2 separate regions of the Mus musculus genome follow, and region 1 is linked to region 2. The links are chromatin loops, found by intact Hi-C in ENCODE. Cell type or tissue: gastrocnemius. All regions are shown on one strand. Links, peaks and the distances in the headings refer to the core of each region. The heading gives the core; the rest is flanking DNA. Region 1 has its middle 24 kb from the start of 1700108I11Rik. Region 2 holds the start of Spocd1.

Evidence for each region. Peaks named below come from ENCODE experiments on the same cell type or tissue, not always from the same donor. Only the 100,000 strongest peaks of a DNase experiment are listed, where the experiment ranks them.
Region 1: it touches region 2 in a loop (2.5-fold over the local background); 13 of 42 quality-filtered maps call a loop at or near these places.

Annotation. Positions count from the first base shown.
Region 1 is chr4:129,872,309-129,881,371 of GRCm38, forward strand. No RefSeq gene overlaps it. Among named protein-coding and RNA genes, the nearest start is that of 1700108I11Rik, 24 kb to the left of the region's middle. In gastrocnemius, for the core only: no CTCF peak of the experiment used is centred there; a DNase peak (open chromatin) is centred at 5,086; H3K4me3 peaks cover 1,228 bases; H3K27ac peaks cover 1,901 bases.
Region 2 is chr4:129,924,392-129,933,454 of GRCm38, forward strand. Spocd1 reads left to right here and starts at 4,376. Exons shown (of 15, transcript XM_017320505.1): 1 at 4,376-4,407; 2 at 4,858-5,812. The coding sequence starts at 4,406. In gastrocnemius, for the core only: no CTCF peak of the experiment used is centred there; a DNase peak (open chromatin) is centred at 4,225; H3K4me3 peaks cover 1,007 bases; H3K27ac peaks cover 3,032 bases.

The sequences.
Region 1 (9,063 bases), core at 288-8,287, 52 kb before region 2:
ATTTAAATTTTAATGTGTGTGTGTGTGTGTTTAAGTGTGTGAATATATGTATGTGTCTGTCCATGTGTCTGGTGTATGTCTAGTGTCCTTGGGAGTATGTCCATGTATGTGACATATGTGTGGTGTGTGCATGTGTGCCCATGTGTCTGGTGTATGTGTGTGTGGTGTAATAGGAGTCATTTGTTTTGAGCTTAGGGCATCAGATCTTCTTGGCAAGCACCTCGAGTTGCCAGCAGCCCTGACTCATACTTAGATACTCATACTTAGAGCTGAGTATCTGGGACTAGGAGTGTTTTTCTGGGAGTAGCGTGTGCTTAGCATTCAGGATCGGTACATCACTGTTCCACGTGTGCGGAGCATGAAGCCAGGTTTGCAGGAGGCCATCTTATTCTATTTTGAGCCCAGCCCTGTCCTGGACAGGCTCTTCTGCTAGGAGAGTGAGTGTGCGAGAATGTGTGTGCAGAGAATTTGGATTAGAGCCCGATAGCCTGGGCAGACTGTGACAGGAGCAACTAGGGGGTCCTGCGTGTCAAGGTGACTTGCTTCTATATCTGTATGTCAGTCTCTCTTATCTACTTAATACAGTGTCCTTGTACATGCAACGTGACTATTGGAGCCTAAGAGCCTCTACAGAATGGGGACTGGAGTGCTTACTCCCTCGGAGGGCTGTTTCTGGGACTTCTATAAAGCAAAGAATTCAAGGTTTTTGGCCTCCATCCTGGGGCTCAGCAGCTTCGGGTATTACTCACTTTTTTGCTTGCTGTGACCAAACACCTGACGAAAGTCGCTTGAGGTAAAGGCTTATCCTGCTTCTTGGTTTGACAGGACGCAAGGGATGTTTGTTCGTTTGTTTGTTTGAGGCAGGGTTTCTCTTTGTAGCCATGGCTGTCCTCGAACTCACTCTGTAGACCAGGCAGGCCTTGACCTCAGAGATCCGCCTACTGGGAAGGCAGAGCAGTCAGAGCCATGACTGTGGGATCTTGAAGCGCCTGGCTTACAGCTTAGCCCATTAGGAAGCAGAGAACTTGGGCCGGAAGCAGTGCCAGGCTGCAGTGCCCAGAAGCTCTGTGACTCTAAGTCCAGCTAGGCCCTTGTAGCTAAAAGGTTCCACAACCTTCACAAACAGCGCCACCAGTTGGAGACCAAGTGTTCAAACACACAAGCCTGTGGAGGAGGGTCACATTCAAACCATCAGCCTAGCAAACATTTGTGGGACCTCGGCCCATGGCAGTTACAGAGGCTGCCCATGGGCTGCTCCATGAGCCTGTTAGTTCCTGTTAGGCCACTTATACAGGTGGCGGGACTGACTTGGGTTCCCAGTTTCAGGGCTTTCTATCCATCAAGGTGAGAGACACAGCTGAAGAACATTGAACAATGAACATCAGGTCATTGGTCAGTGGGTCGGTAACAGAGGCTGTGCACGCGGCTTGCGACCAGAAAACAGAGTGAGGCCGAAACCAGGGACCAGATTCAACCTTCAAAGGCTTGCCCCTGGTGGCTTACAATGGCTAGCTAGACCCCTCTTCCCAAAGGTTCTATATCCTCCCAAAATAGCTCCACCAGATGGAGGATAAGCGCACAAGATGAGTCTGTGGGGGACATTTTAGATTCACACTATGACAGTGACCTTTAATTAAAGCTGGATAAAGCATCAGTGTTCATAGCAACGCTGTTCACAGGAGCCAAAGAGCTGGAAACAATCCCAGTGTTCATGAGTGGATGAGGATGCAAAATCAATCAGTCTCTCTCTCTCTCTCTCTCTCTCTCTCCCTCTCTCCTTTCTTCTAATATAATGGAATATTAGTTTGCCTTTAAAAAGGAAAAAAAGGGCCAGGGAGATGACTCTGTAGATAAAGTATTTATTGTCAAGCCTGACTACCTGAGCTCTGTCCTTGGAACCTACAGAGTGGAAGGAGAGAAGTGACTCCCACAGGTTCTCTGAATTTCATATGCACCTTCTGGTAGCCCAGCATCCCAAATACATAGATACACACACACACACACACACAGACACAGAGAGGGAGACACACACACACATACACACACAGAGAGACACACATATACACAGAGAGGAAGAGACACACACGTATATACATAGACAGACACACACACATACACACACACACACACACAAAGGAAGAGACACACACATATACATAGACAGACACACACACACATACACACAGAGGGAGACACACACACACAAACACACATGAAAACATTATTTAAAAAAGAAGACAATTCTTTTTGTGACTTGGATGACCCTTGAAGACATTAGATTCTCCTCAGGGAACCAAGCCAGGTGAAAAGGCCAGTGCCCAGGGCTGCAGAGATGGCTCAGTGGTTGACAGCACATGTTGCTTTTGCAAAGGACTCAGGTTCAATTTCTAGCACCTACACAGTGGCTCACAACTATCTGTCACCCCAGTTCCAGGGGATCCAACAGGCACGCATGGTGCACATACATGCATGCAGGCAAAACACTCATACACCATACACGTAAAGTGAAAATAAGCCTTAAAACTTTGTGTTTGTTAAAGAAAAGGCAAGTGCCACTTAAACAAGGCACCCAGAGCATCTGGGTCTCCCAGAACATCAAAACGGCAATTGCCAGGAGCTGAGGAGGAGGGAGGCGTGGGCATGGGTGTGGGCATGGGCGTGGCATGGGCACTTGCAGAATTGCAGCTTGAGAAAAAGAAAAGGTTTAGAGCTGGAGGGTGGCGATGGTCCCATGACGAATGAACAGACTCAACGTCACTGGACTACACACTCACCAATCATTAAAGCAGCACATTTATATACTCTCTATATCTCACCTCAATGACAAAAGCCAGATAAAGCTTCATTTACACTGAAAAAGGAATCAACTCACTTTTTGTCCGAGTCGCCCATGTCGCTAGCCGCGTCTGTAGCTCCTCCTCTCCCCAACCATGGATTTCATGCTTTTTTTTTTTTATTACTCCTTTTTATTTCACGGTCATTATTTTAAAAAATTAAAATACAGTTAAGCATACGGTAAAGCCTAGGCACGCACTCGTCCTGTAGCAGTAAGTCCTGGTAATGTTCCACCCGTCTCATTCCAAACACTTTCCCAAATACTTTGCATATAATTACACTCGTCCGTGGGCATTTATACCATCTTGCATTCAGGCGTAAAATCAGGTTGTAGTATAAAATAGTGATATGTAACCTACTTTCCCTACAAAATAATAACTATGTGAGCAGCTCCTACATCAGGCGCAAGCATGCATCATCATTTTAACAGCTGCCCGACTTCCCGCTGAGCATGTGGGTGTAACATCCTTATTTAACCGCGTCTCCGTCCGTAGACTCCAAATAGTTCCAGGTTTTGTTGTTATAAACAAGCTATGGTGGACATAGTAATAATGGCCCTGTTTTTTTTTTTTTTTTGCTATGGCTGGCCTCAAATTTAATAGGTAGTTCAGAGAGACCTTGAACTCATGACAATTCTCTTGCCTCGCCCCCCCTCACCCCCCCCCCGCATGCTGAGATTCAAGGCTTATACCACCACGCCCAACCCCCATCTAGTTCTTATGAAATCAAAGTGGACTAAAAACCTCCTAGGCCGCCTGCTCTCTAGAATAATTCCTGAGTCCCTTCAGAGAAGCTCTGCCTGTCCCCCCCACCCCCACCCTGCACCAGTCGATGGAGATTAATAGAGATCAACAACCAGTCAAAATACAGAGACTGAGAAATTGTTGAGTGCTTGTCCCTAAAGCGCTCTCTGTATCACAACCCCTTGCCCTGAGGCTCCGAGGACATCACTGAAGATGGCGCAGAACAGCCAAAGGAGCAGGAAAAGTGCCTCAAGTTATTGTCCCCTGGACTTGACAGGGACGCTGCACACCCATACTTGTAACCCCAGCACTTGGGAGGCAGAGTCAGGAGTTGCTCTATGAGTTCAAGGCCAGCCTGGGCTACAGAGTGAGTTCCAGGACAGCCAGGGTTATACAGAGAAACTCTGTCCAAAGAAAAAGAAAGGAAGAGAGAAAGAAAGAAGGAAGAGGAGGGGAAAGGGAGGGGAAGCAGGAGTTGGGGAGGAGGTTGGAGATGGCTAAGTAGTTTGAGAGCTCTGGTTGGCTGGGTTCCATTAGCAGCCCCTAAATGGCAGGTCACAACCATCTTGTAATTCCTGTTCCAGGGGATTCTGTCCCCAGTTCTGGTCTCCTCAGGCACTAGGGATGCAGGTGGTGGACATACATACCTGCAAGCAACTTATTCATCCGCATCAAAATAAATTGGTTTTTAAAAATAAAAAAAAGAGAAGGAAGGTTTGAAGTTGTGAGGGGGATGGGAGGATGAGAGAAGCTGAAGAGGGCAGTGAAGGGCCGATATGGTCCCAATACACTGTATCCACGTATGATATTCTCAATTAATCAAATAATAATGAAGAAGAGTCTTGGCCCATTTTCCTTTAAGAACATTCATGAATTTGCTGGGGGCGTTCCTGTCCTGATGGGTGCTTTCCTGGCCTGAATGAAACCTAGGCTTCTCCCCAGCACTGTAGAAAACATGATGCTGTATGTGCACAGCCCAGCATTCAGGAGTTTAAAGGCCAGCCTGGACTACATCAACCTTGGGGACTGTAGAGAGGACTGGAAGTGACCTGGGCTTGGCTCCCGGTGCATATGGCTGCTTACAATTGTCTGTAACTTCAATTCCAAAGAATACAACCACCTCTTCTGGCCTCCACGAGCATCAGGAATACACAGGGAGCATATACATACACTCCGGCAAAACACACGGAAAGTAAAAATAAACAACTCTTTAAAAAAAAAAGAAGCAAAATTTGCAGATTTTTAAAACAAAGATACCAGTTCTTTCCCTGGCCACTGCAGCCTTTGATGTGGGTGGTCGCTGCCAGGCAGCAGGCAGGGTCTCCAGGGTCTTCAAGATGCTTAGTCGCGGGCTGGTCTCCCCACCTCTTAGCCCCAAGACAAGCAAGCACACCTCGTGCTCCAGCTTGCATCCCTTAACAGAAGATTGGTTGACCCAGGCGAGTGCCTCTGTGAGTGCATGCGCACTGGAGCAGAAGCAGCTAACACAGGCCCTGGAAACTGACAGAGGAGCCACGCGTTTGCTCCTGGAGACGCTGTCTAACATTAACATGCAGGTCTCAGCGGAGAGCAGGAAATGCCAGCGAGTGGGGGGGATGGTACAGGGAAGGGTGTGCCCCAAGCTGAGATCCCTGGGACACCCGGGAATCGGTCATAACCTGTGCCCAAACAAGCCAGATTCGGCCGCACTTCCTTAAGGAGGAAATAAAAAGGAGCCAAGTTAACAGTGAAAAGCGGAGAGAAATTTATTCAATGTGAGCAAACCCGGAAGAGGAACAAAAAGATCCAGTGACTCCCTCCCCCAACTCCAAGTCTATCTTCAGGGTCCTGACCTGAGGATAGGGCTTAAACAGAAAGCAAGAGACATACATAATTGAGCAATTTGGCAAATATGGTCTCCCGATCGCCACTCTCTCAGCTCCAAGTCTCCCAGGGTGTCTCCCGGTTCCTCTTCCAGCAGGAAACTCCTGGAGAAACTAATTTCTTGGGGTCCATTCTCTAAATAGTCTGATAGCCAAAGGGGGCGGGGGGGGCACAAGTGTCTCTTTAGAATGTATCCATTCTTGCCAGGGAGGTGGTTATGAGAATGTCACAGGGCCATCTGTGCTAATTCACCAGTGGGTGGAGGGAAGACTGTATTCGCCCTTTGGTCCCTAACAGGGCAGAGAGACCTCTTGTGTCTTCTGATAAGGATCAGAGAGCAGAGACAGAGGTAATGAGGTCTGAGGGATGCTGGTGGGGCTGTGGACATTGCCCTCGTGTCCTCGGTACCACAGAGGAACTAAATCTTCCCATGCCCAGCCCCAGATATGGCTGGAAGCCACGTTTTAAATATCCGTGTAGAAGTTTGCATATATTCAAACCTCTTACCTCCTAATTTACATTTTTTTTGCCTGTTTCTTCTGAGATTTGGTTTTTCATCTTGTTCTTATTTCCTGATTTGAAAGCTGTCCTCTCTGGTTTTATTCTTCCTGTACCCTGGTAATTCAGCATGCTACCTGACTTATGAAATCTTAAAAATTAATCAATGTCTCATTTTCGCCCCCAGAATGAAAAACTGCCCTAAACACTGTAGCTTCATTAGCCAGCCTCCAGCTATCTGCTAGCATGCCTGCTTTTTTTTTTTTTTTACTTTTTAAAACTTTACTCATTTTTTTAACCCTCGGAAGACATCGTTATAATTTTCTCTGTAGTCAATGACTAACATGAATTATTTAGAAATATCGTCGTTTCCAAATAATGGAGATTTTTGCAGTTACCGTTTCTTTATTAATTTATAATATAAATGCACTGCGGTCTGAAAACAGTCTGTGTAATTTTAATGCTTTCAAATTTGTTCAAACTGAAGGTCCCACGACACATTTGGTTTTTGGGTTTCCGTGAGTGCTGGCAGGGAACATGGAGGTTGCAGGAATGCACTGTAGGTGCCTTCTGGATCAGGCCCGGGAACCTGACCTCTTCTGTGACTGCTTCTTTGTGTTAGTTCCAGCAATTACCTGAGTGTTGGGTTGCAGTCTCCTGCCATGATGGCGGTTTGTCTGCTACTCTTTGTCATTGTTCCTCTTTTGACTACACCTTCTGGAAAGCATGTTATTAGGTACACGCACATTTAGATTGTTGTATCTTCCTAGAAAATCGAGCCTTTAAACATTATAAAGTGACCTCCCATTACTAAAAGTATAGCCTTAAAAGCCTATTTTCAGTGGGCTGCTGCTTTTTAGCATTTGTTACCGTTTTGAATGTTTCTCCCCACCAGAACCCATGTCAGGTGGTAAAAGTGGAACCAATTTTTAAAAGATGTTTTATATTTATTTGTTTATTTCTGTATGGGGAGGAAATTCCTGCCGTGGTGCAGATGTAGAAGTCAGGATAATTTGAAGGAGTGGGAAGTCTCTTTCCACCACATGGGCCCAAGAGCTGGGTGCCCACCCTCACTAGCTGAGACATCTCGGCCTCCCTGCCTTCCCCCACCTACCCAGTACTGGGAACTGAAGCTGGTCCTCCACCCGTGACAGGCAATTGCTCAGCCCGCCACTGAGCTGTTCTTCTAGCCTAGGAGGCACTTGGCCTCATGAGGGCACAGCCCTCTTAAGTTAGGTAGAGGACAAGGGAAATTTGTCTGTCTCTCTTGCTCTCTTCTTCTCCTTGCCTTTCTACCTTCCTCCATGTTATGAGAGGACAAAAGCCCTTGCCAGTGCTAGCTCTCTGACCTTGGACTGCCTGGCCTTTAGCACTGATCTTTGCAGAATACCCAGTGGCAGACATTCTGTTACAGCAACATAAACAGACTGAGAGAGTTTTGTTTTGTTTTGCTCTTCTTCTTCTTCTTCTTCTTCTTCTTCTTCTTCTTCTTCTTCTTCTTCTTCTTCTTCTTTTCTTCTTTCTTCTTCTTTTCTTTATCCTTCTTCTTCCTTCTCCTTCTCCTTTTCTCCTTCTCCTTCTTTTTTTCTTTTGCATGCTTTTAATCCCAGCACTCGGGAGGCAGAGGCAGGTGGATCTCTGTGAGTTCAAGGTCATCCTGGTCTACACAGAGAGTTCCAGGACAGCCAAGGCTACATGGAGATATCCTGTCTCATCAAAGTCAATCAGTTAAACAAGCAAACAAACAACAAACAAAAAAACCAAAACAAGACACATATATTTTTGTAGGTCTAGTTGGATTCTCATTATCCAGTCTGGTAATCTTTATCACTTGACTCAAATATTTATTTCTGAAACCTCATAGATGTTATTATTATTGTATATATATATATATTGTATATTATTATTATTGTTGTTGTTGTTATCAAGTTTTGTGACTGAAAGATCCTTGGACCACGTGGCTATCTGTGGTACCTATCAGCATATCTTTATCAGCCTACTATTTCTGCCATGTTTTCTCTCTCTCTCTCTCTCTCCTGTTTTCTATTTTCCTCTTTTGTTCCCCTCTCTCTTGCCCCTCTAGCTTGGTCTTCTTTGACCCCACTCTCTTCGTCTTCATCTCTATCCCCACCCTCCCATGGTCAGGACCAGGCTGCTGGCCATAGTCAGGTTATTTCTCTGCTCTGGATTCTTCCAGATGTCTCTGGCTGTGCTTGCCCTCATACCTACACTAGAAACCTTCCCCTAAGCCTCACCTTGGCTCGGCCATGTCCTCCTCAGCTCAGTCTATACACTCAGTGCTCACTGAGAACTGCTGCCTGGGATGGCTTCCTAGCTGCCTGAAGTTTTAGAACATTCTAGAACATCTGGAATATTCCAGTTTGCTGACAGCCAACGGCTTCAGGCTCCTCCTCTCTCCTTCTTTTCTCTCTATTCTCTCCTCCCCTCTCCTCCTTCTCCTTCCCTTTCCCCCTCCTTCCCTCTTCCCCCTCTTTCTCTTTCTCTGTCACTTTGAAAGGTGTGTGTGTGTGTGTGTGTGTGTGTGTCCGAGGCCTGTGGAAGGATGCTAAGCAAGTGTTCAGCTTCAGTCTCATGTTTCAGTTCTCATTTGTGTGAGCTCGTCACCTGCTCGGCTACTTTTATCTCTGCTATTTAATATGCTCAGAGAAAATGAAATGCCAGCCCAGAATTCTACCCCGGCAAAAACATACTCCAGGAATGAAGACTGAGCGAAGCAGAAGACACGGGGCCATTCCACAGGGCTGCACAGGGCCATTCCACAGGGCTCCCTCAACCTCCCCTCACTGCCTACCCGTTCTCTAATAAGTCCAGAAATTCGGGCAGGTGAGGAATGGACCCGTCCGATTCATTTTCTTTCCTCTTATCTCTTTGGGTTTATTTATTTTTTGAGATAAGATCTCCCTCTGGCTTTGCTGGATCTTTCTATTAGACCAGGCTGGTCTAGAATTCACAGAGATCTGCCTGAACCTCACCAAACTCAGCCCTCAGTCCAGGGCTTACCCCAATTCTGCCTTAGTTCAAACTACTATTGTCCCAGCCGTTCTACAGCAGCAGCTCCTGACTGGTCTCACTGCTTCCTTTTACTTGTCTTCTGTCTGTCTGC
Region 2 (9,063 bases), core at 576-8,575:
CCCTGGCTGTGAACCCAGAGGACTCAGAGGTGTAGCCATGTGTGTGACATCGTCAAAGGTCGAGGACAGTGTCATCTAGTGATTTGTAGTTGTGGGATTGAAACCTTCCCGTGGCAGCAGGTGTGACCCTGAGTGTACAACTGTGTCTACAAGAGTCCCCAAAGGGTTAGAAGGACAGTGCCACTTGTTAACCTCAGAAGCTCCTGGGTACAGTTGTGTCCGGTCATGCATGTATGGAGCCCTGTGTCTGATCCTCAGCCCTGTGGACTGAGCCTTGGGACACAGAGCCTCTGGCTGGAAGCTCCCAGGGTCTGTTCTTTGGTTTTCTAGTTCGTGAGTTTGGCCACTATGAACACATCCGTCATCAAGTGCAGGAGCCTGGGACCATGCCAGTCCCACTCTCACCCCTGCTTGCTTCCTGTGGAGGTCGGATTAAGAACGATCCCCAGAGACTCATAGATGTGTGGCCTTGTTGGAGGAAGTATGGCACTTGGGTTAGGCTTTGAGGTTTCAAAAGCTCACACTCAGGCCCTGGCTCAGACCCAGGCTCAGTCTCTCTGTGTCTGTGTATCATGATGCAGCTCTCAGTTCCAGTGCAGTGCGTGCTGCAATGCTCCCTGCTGTGATGACAAGGATGATGGACTAGACCTCTGAAACCACGAGCAAGCCTTCAGTTGGGTTGCCTTGGTTATGACATCTCTTCACAGCAATACAATGTGTGCTAAGACACCTCTTTTTTGGGTGCGAATTTTGTCCTGTTTCCTGGAGGCCATCTGTTTGCTTCTTTCTTGTTCCGTTCTCTACCAAGCCTTTAGCTTGCTTCCATCTGTGGCCCCCATTTTTACACACTCCCTCAGTTCCTCTGATGGTCCAGCCTTCCAGCCCTGCCCAGCCACTTCTCCTACAGCCTCCGATAACTCATTGGAAACATAAAATTTATTTCTACTTCTGTAAGCCGGGCAGTGGTAGCGCTCACCTTAAATCCCAGCACTTGGGAGGCAGAGGCAGGCAGATCTCTCTGAGTTCTACTTTTAAATTTAAAAGAAATACAGCAAAAAAAAAAAAGCAAGATGTGTTTATGACAGGAGAGAGGGAAGTAGAAAGAGGGGGTTGTGGGGGAAGGAGAGAGAGAGAGGAAGAGAGAGAGAGAGAGGAAGAGAGAGAGAGAGAGAGGAAGAGAGAGAGACACACACATCACCTACAGTAGATACTGTATAAGCCTGAGGATCCTGGATGTTGCAGATGTACACTTACTGCTGATAGAGAGCAAATTGGCACAGCCCCTTGGGAGCATAGCTGGGTTTCAGGAGAGTAGAGCACTCCTCATTTCTCTGGCAGTTACCTATGGTGCCAGGGTCACCCTCCCTCAGCTCCCTCTAGTTTATGCAGCTAAGAGCATGTGCTGTTCATTCAGAGGACCTGAGTTCAATTCCCGGCACCCATGTCTGGTGGTTCCCACCTGCCCATAATTCCAGCTTCAGAGGATCTGGCGTTCTTATGGCTTCTGGAGGCACGCACACTCATACATACATTCACAGGTACACACACAAATACAGATACACAAACACACAGACACAGATACACAAACACAAACATACATATACACATGGTATGTGCACACACAGACACAAAGACACATATCTCAAAATAAAGCAAGAAAAAAAAAACCTTTTCTTTTAAGACAAGGTTTCCCTGTCCTAGAACTCATTCTATAGAACAGGCGGGCTTTGAACTCACAGAGATCCGCTTGCCTCTGCCTCTGGAGGGCTGGGGTCAGAGGTGTGGGCCAACACTGCCCAGCAGAAATAATGTGAATCTTAACAAAAGTAAAAGAGAAGAAAAAAAAGAAATTTAATCCCAGTACTGAGGAAGCAGAGGTAGGTAGGTAGGTCTTTGTGAGTTTAAGAACAGCCTGGTCTACACACTGAGTTTAGGACAATCAGAGCTGCATAGAGACACTCGTCTCAAAACAAACAAACAAACAAACAAACAAATTTTCTATCATATATATTAATTGTGGAACAAGGAAAATACAGAAAGCAAAGGCAGAATGTTAGGAGGAGCCGGCTGCATTGTTTTTCTGTTTGACGTTGTAGAACGCCACTTTGAAAAAGCCTTTGAAAATACTACCTCTCTCCATCTTAACACTCTTAAAATAGCAAGTTGGCCGTGGCCAAATCCGGAAAACACTCTACCCGTGGTGAAGGTTAATGTCACTGGGAGCTGTCACCTGCCCCAGTAGGACGTGACAGAAGACACTTCCCCTCAGTGGCACTCTGAAGAAGGCCGAATGCGGGAGGAAGCCATTAGAGAAACCCCAGCTGATAAGCACTGTGCAAGAGGAGTACGGTCCCCCTCAACAACTGTTCAAGGCTGTGAGAAACAAGGAGTGACAAGGACACCTTAGAACAGGAGATGGCAGAGCCAAGGACACTCCAGTGCCCAAGCTGGAGCCTGGGACCCAAAGGTCACAGGGGATTCAGAGCTTAGCAGACAGCCCTGTGGCCGGCTGCTGAGCTGTAGGGAGTGTTCCTTGATAACACACAGAGCAAATAAGCAGGAGAGCAGGCGAGGCATGCACGGAGATTCTAGAAATATATACATTTGCACCTTTATTTCTTCCCAAGCTGGAAATTACGCTGAAATAAATAAGCTTTTAAGACAAACATTATCCTTGAGTTCCATACTTTAAAAAAAAAAGTATTTTTCGAATGCTTCTTAAAAAGTGGTTTTGAAATATCTAAAGCAGGAATTTAGACACATAAATCCACAATAGTAATGTGAGATTTAAAAATACCCCACGGACATGGGGTATTTTTAACACATGACTGATATTTAAAAATACCCACTGAGGGCCTGGAGATGTGGCTCAATGGGCAGAGTGGTTACCCACCATGCCCGAAACCCTAGCTCCATCCCTAGCATGGCATAAACCACTGTGGTAGTCCACACCTGTGATCCCAGCACCCTGGAAGTGAGAAGATTAAGGCTCCCATTGGTTACTTACTGATTTCTAGGCCAGTCTGAGATTCATGAGGCCAAATCAAATCAAAATTCATAAGAGAGAGAAAGCAATTGACATATTAATTAGATGAAAGATATTTTCAAATATTGCTTCCATTCTCCCATTCCAGTGTGCCTTCCTGCTCTCTTGGGAAGAGGTGAGGTGGAAGTGGCTTCCCAGAATCCCTTGCAACTGGTATTTTATTTGTTGTATCTATTTAATTCGGGGCAGGGTCTTATACACCCAGGCTGGCCTCTGAATTCAAAGGCAGAGGGTGGTGCTGGGCAGACTTCACATTTTACTTTGCTTCTCTCTCTCTCTCTCTCTCTCTCTCTCTCTCTCTCTCTCTCTCTCTCTCTCTCTCTCTGTCTCTCTCTCTTTCCCTTCCTTCTCCCTCCTCCTCCTATTTATTTATTTATTTATTTATTTATTTATTTATTTATTTATTTGTCGTTTTTTTTTTGAGACAGGGTTTCTCTTGTATAGCCCTGGCTGTTCTGGAACTCACTTTGTAGACGAGGCTGGCCTGGAACTCAGAAATCCGCTTGCCTCTGCCTCCCGAGTGCTGGGATTAAAGGTATGGGCCACCATGCCCAATACATTCAATTTTTAAAAATTAAAAAATATTCAAAAACTAAAAACTGGGTGGAGGGGGGAAAGAATAGTAAATAAAGTCACCACATGTGGGATCAATAACTAATTAATCATAAATTATAATATATATAATCAACAACTAATTATACTATTAACAATAAATATAAATAATTAATAGATTAATGGATTATTAAGTGCCATATCACTTGGTTTTTAAATTTTAAGAGCCAAGTGATATGTGCATGGGAGTGTCACCCATAGCTATGAAATCAGGCAAACAAAATCGACCACAAAGAAAAACCCCAAAGTTCCACAGAGTAGAGGGTTGAGAAATGAGAGGAAGTTTAAACTTTTCTATTTCTTGACGTTCTATTCGACTAGAAGGCACATGTGTGTCTAGATATATTGTATGCCAGACAATATTAAAATATCTAATTAGGAAAAATAATCAGATTTGAGTTTAACAATCCCCAGGGGTTTCAGACACCTCCTCCACTCTGTTTACAATCTTAGGCAGCTTTCGGCATCCGGGGGGTCTGCGATTCCTTTGCCCACGCACCCCGCACCCCGCCCGGTCGCGTGGAGGCAGAATGATTGGCACCTCCTCCCAGAAGCCCTCGGCAGGGAGCGAGCGCCTCCTGCTGGACAAGAACGCCAGCACCCCTAGGGAGCCGTTGCTGGGCACCACCAGGTCCTGCCTCCCACCCCTTGGATCCAGGACCATCTTCTCCGCATCACGTGCTTCTTCCCTCAACCCCCCCCCCCGGCCCCCCAGGAGTAGAAGGAGAAGGAGCTGTAGCAGCTCAGATGTAAGCGGTTGGAGCTTTAGGTCGGAGGTCCTAGTGCGTTCAGGGACTGGCTTGATTCAGAGTCCTGTTTATAGGAGTGGGGTATAGATAGGGCTGAGATTTCTGCTCCGTGTGGAGCTGGCTTTTGCATTTCTGGGAGAATCTCCTCTTTTCTGCTCTCTGTGTGCTTTTGGGCAGTCTCTGAACCAGCTAGGGTGAAGCGAGATACCTCATTTCACAGTGTCACTGATAAGTAGTGACTTTTACCCTTTTTCATTTAAGCAGAAAGCTTAAAGGGTAAAAAAGCTCTTGGGAAGCTCAGAGGAGTGGCCCTATCTGGATAGCTTCCCTTCTGCAGACTAGTGCGAGGAGTGGGGGTCGGGGGAGGGAGCATGTCTAGGAGGTGAGTTGGCAAGCCGGGGAGGACTACCCAGTCAGGCTTTCCCTGAGACCTCCCTCTTTTCCACATAGGCCTGTTGACAAGTTTTTAGCCAGGGCTGGTGGACAGAGGACATTGTCTAGGTTCCAGGACTCTCTGTGTGACTTCTTGGCTACTGGAAGCTCCAGAAGTCTTTGTGGTACATCACTGGACTTCCCAGATAGAGTACTGGTCTGTACAGAGGGGCCAGCAGGAATGGAAGAGGCCAGCAGCCCCAGCTTTAGACAAGCCACCACTGTCGAAGGAATGGTTTCCCCAGAGGATCCTACACTCAGCAAAGAGGGGCTCAGTGCAAAGGGCCCGCCCCCATCTCCAGTCCTGCCCCCTTTCCGAAGGAAATGCAGGAAGTGTGGAATCTGTCCCCAGGAGGAGGAAAAGTCAGGTTTTTCCCTGAGGTTTGGTCAAAGACCAGATGGGGACCCTCCCGAGTGTGCTTCTCCAGAGGCCTTTGCAGGTCCCCCAAGGCTTCTTTCTTCTAAGGACACTGAGCCTGGAGAGCCAGGTGGAAGTTGGGTGGAATGTGCTGTAGAAACCGAGGTTGAAAACATGCTCTTTTCTAAGGATGGGGTTGCGCCAGACAGCCTTGATCACCTTTTTGAATTCCCAGGGCTCTTTGGAGGCGAGCCCCTTAGTCTGGTCACCCAGGAGCCTCTTCAGAGTCCAGCACTGTACCCAGAGGTGCTGACTGAGGATTCTACAGATCAGCAGGAAGTACAGCCCGCGTTTGTGGTTGGCAGCCCTGGCACTCCACCTGACCCGGTGGGGCCAGAGGACAAGGCCCAGTCAGGGTCCAGGATGGAGCTGGAACAAGGACTTTCTGCCCCAGCCAATTCCTGTGCTAGCTCCCCAGAGCCCTTGGGTGGGCTCGATGGTGCACCCCTAGAGCAGAGAAGACCTACACATGTGAAGAAGCGGCCTTGGACAAGTCCAGATGACTCAAGCCAGGATCACGCAGAGGGAGCCAGTAAAAAGGATTTTCCCAGACTGGTAAGTTGAAGCTGATAGTTTAGGGTAGGATGGCTGGGTGTGGCACTTAACAGAAGTAAACTCCAGTGTCTCTTATTGAGCGTCTTCTCTCGGACTTGTTCTGTTTGGTTTGTTGGGGACTGAACCCAGGGCCTCACACACGCTAAACAGACACTCTATGACTAAACCGCATCCCCCAAGCCCCTTTTATTTTGATATGGGGTTCTCACTAAGTTGCCTAGGCTGGCTTTGAACTCACTGTAGCCTACAGTAGCTTTGAACTTTTGACTCTAGTGCTTCAGGTTCTCAGTCTCTGGGATTACAGGTGTGTGGCTTACTAAGCCCAGCTTCCCAGATTCTATACATTGAAATTCTAGAGTCAGGAAAGGAAAAAAATAAACGACATTACTGAGTTCCTGTGAGGGCCCATTATCTGTTAGAGGCAGCAAGTCCTGGGTTCAAATCCTGCTCTAGCCTACTTCCTGGAGGAATTGCCTCCCACTATTCTTTAATAACTTTTCTCTCATTCAATAAGATTAATAATATATATAATAAGCTGGGTAAGATGGCAAATGCCTTTGATTCCAGCATTCTGGAGGCAGAAGCAGGTCAAAGGTAGGTCTCTATGCATTTGCGGTCACCCTGGTCTACAAAGTGAGTTCCAGGCCAACCAGGACTACCTGGTGAGACCCTGTCTGAAATAAAAAGGATATACACACCCCTCTTTAATGGGATAATGAGATAGGACATAAAATAAAGTGTCTAGCTCAAGATGGGAGGTAAGTCACTCCACTTCCATTATGTTTGCTTTTTTTTTTTTTTTTTTTGGTTTTTCGAGACAGGGTTTCTCTGTATAGCCCTGGCTGTCCTGGAACTCACTTTGTAGACCAGGCTGGCCTCGAACTCAGAAATCCGCCTGCCTCTGCCACCTGAGTGATGTTTGCTTTTTTTATAGTGTTAGTAATAGTCCCTCAAGACAAGAATTAGCCCACTTTACCAGATGGGGAAACTGAGGCTCGGGGGAATTAACAGACCTCTCCAAGTTCACACAGGGATGGAGTCGGGGCTTCCATCCTTCCGTGTTCTCTCTTGTCACTGTTTCTCTCTGCATTCGTTGTCTGTTTAATTATGATATGAATTTTGTTAATAACCATATCTAATGTCTACAAGCCAGGGGTGGAAGATAGTACTTATTTTTCCCATATAACCGATTGCTTTTATATTTATTGAACGTGTATTATGTGCTAGATGCTTTTGATATAATTATATGAAGCAAAGAAAAGGAAGTGACAGTGGGAACCAAACCCAGGAAGTTTGTCTTGTGTGCTTGCGCATTCAATGTCATCGGCTAAGCTTGTTCAACATGCCAGGTGCTGAGTGTGTTATCTGAGATCTTTGTACAACTTCTGAGGTAAACACTGATGATATATACCCATTGCACTGATTTGGTCACAGAGGCTCCAAGAGATAAAATGACCAGTCAGGGTCAAAGAGCTCATTAGTAACACTGAGACAGGAGGCAATGAGCTGCCTATGTGTTTATCCTTGTTTGTAGGATAATTTTATCCCAACTCTGTGATATTATTCTTGCAAGCATCTATATTTTGGCTTTTGTCGAGATGGTAGGTCAAGGTCCAGGCTATTCTCAAACTTCCAATGTAGCCAAGTCTGGTCTGAATTTCTGACCCTCGACCCTTCAACTCCTGCATGGTGAGATTGCAAGCATGTGTCACTACACCTGACTCAAAACACTTGCTCTGCTTCGTTGTTGTTTATTATTCACTTTGCCTGTGTGTCTGTGTAGGAGTGTATGCCCGTGAGTGCAGGAGTCGGTGTAAGCCAGAAGGGGGCGCTGCATCCTGGAGCTGGAGTCACAGGTGGTTGTGAACTTTGAAGTGGGTGCTGGGAACCGAACTTGGGTTCTCTGGAAGAGCAAAAAACATGCTTAGTCTTTGAGCCATCTCTCCAGTCCCCCAACTAGTCATCTTTCATTTCAAAAGAATTTTAATTTGTCTTAGAAAATAAAGAGGAGCCAGGGGTGGTGGCGCACGCCTTTAATCCCGGCACTCTGGAGGTAGAGGCAGGCAGATCTCTGGTGAGTTCGAGGCCAGCCTGGTCTACAGAGTGAATTCCAGGATATCCAGGGTTACACATCTCAATAAACAAACAAAATAAACAAATAAACAAAAAAAAAAAACCCAAACCAAAACAACAACAAGAAAGCCGCTAAGGAGGATGAGCTGCAAACCCTGCACTCGGCAGCCCCCAGCACGACCTGAGTTCAGAACAGGCCTATCACGAATCTTTTTCCTACACTCATCTCGTCTTACCCCAAACTGGCATAATTGTATCCTATTTTATTTTGCCTTCTGATATTTAAAATATGTCCCAGTTAGGCTGAGACTTGGCTCAGTTGGCAGGGTGCTTATTCTACTATGTACAAAGCTCTGGCTTCACCACTGGGTAGTGTTGGTGGGGAAGTTGACCTGTTCAGCAGTAGTTCTTTGGGGGAGCAAGCTCCATCTTCTTTGGCAGCAGCAGTTCAGTCCTGTAGCAAACACCAAATACGACTCAGCAGCTGCAGACCAGTCCTCTAGACAGGCAGACAGCACACACGAACTGGCAGCTACAGACCAGTTCTCTCCGCAGGCCGACACCAGGCATGAACCAGCAGTTGTCGCTCAATCCTGAGGAACCGTTAGGCTCCCCAACTGGCCTCAGTGAGGCTGGGGGGGGGGGTTTGCAGGAACCTCATGAGCAGTTCTTGGGCAAGCTTCTCTCAATGGCTGCCTAGAGATGCATAGTGCATAGGGAGGCAGAACAAACCAAGCCAATGCTCAGTGCTCGTCTCCCACTGTCTGTGGGGTCATAGTTATACTCCTGCCTCCAGCGTCCTTTCCCCTGTGTCTGCTTCAGGAAAACATCCGTTCACATGTCTGCTTTAGCAAGACATTCTTTCACCTGTGTGCCCCAGCAAAACATCATTTGACACAACTAACTTTCCAAAGAAGCTAGATATTGCCACTTCAGAACCCAGAGCTGGAGAAATGGCTCAGCGGGTGAGAGGGGTCCTGCAAAAGCGAGATGCCCGAATAAGAAACTGAGCATGGACCAGGATGCCTGTGTCTCCTGAGTACTGTGGGGGATGGAGACAGGAGGCTCACCGGGGCTCGCTGGCGGCAGCCTGTCAGCCTACCTCCAGATTCAGTGAGAGACCTTGTTGTCTCAGAAAATAAGGTGGAGGTGATAGAGGGTGACATTTTGCCCCCTCC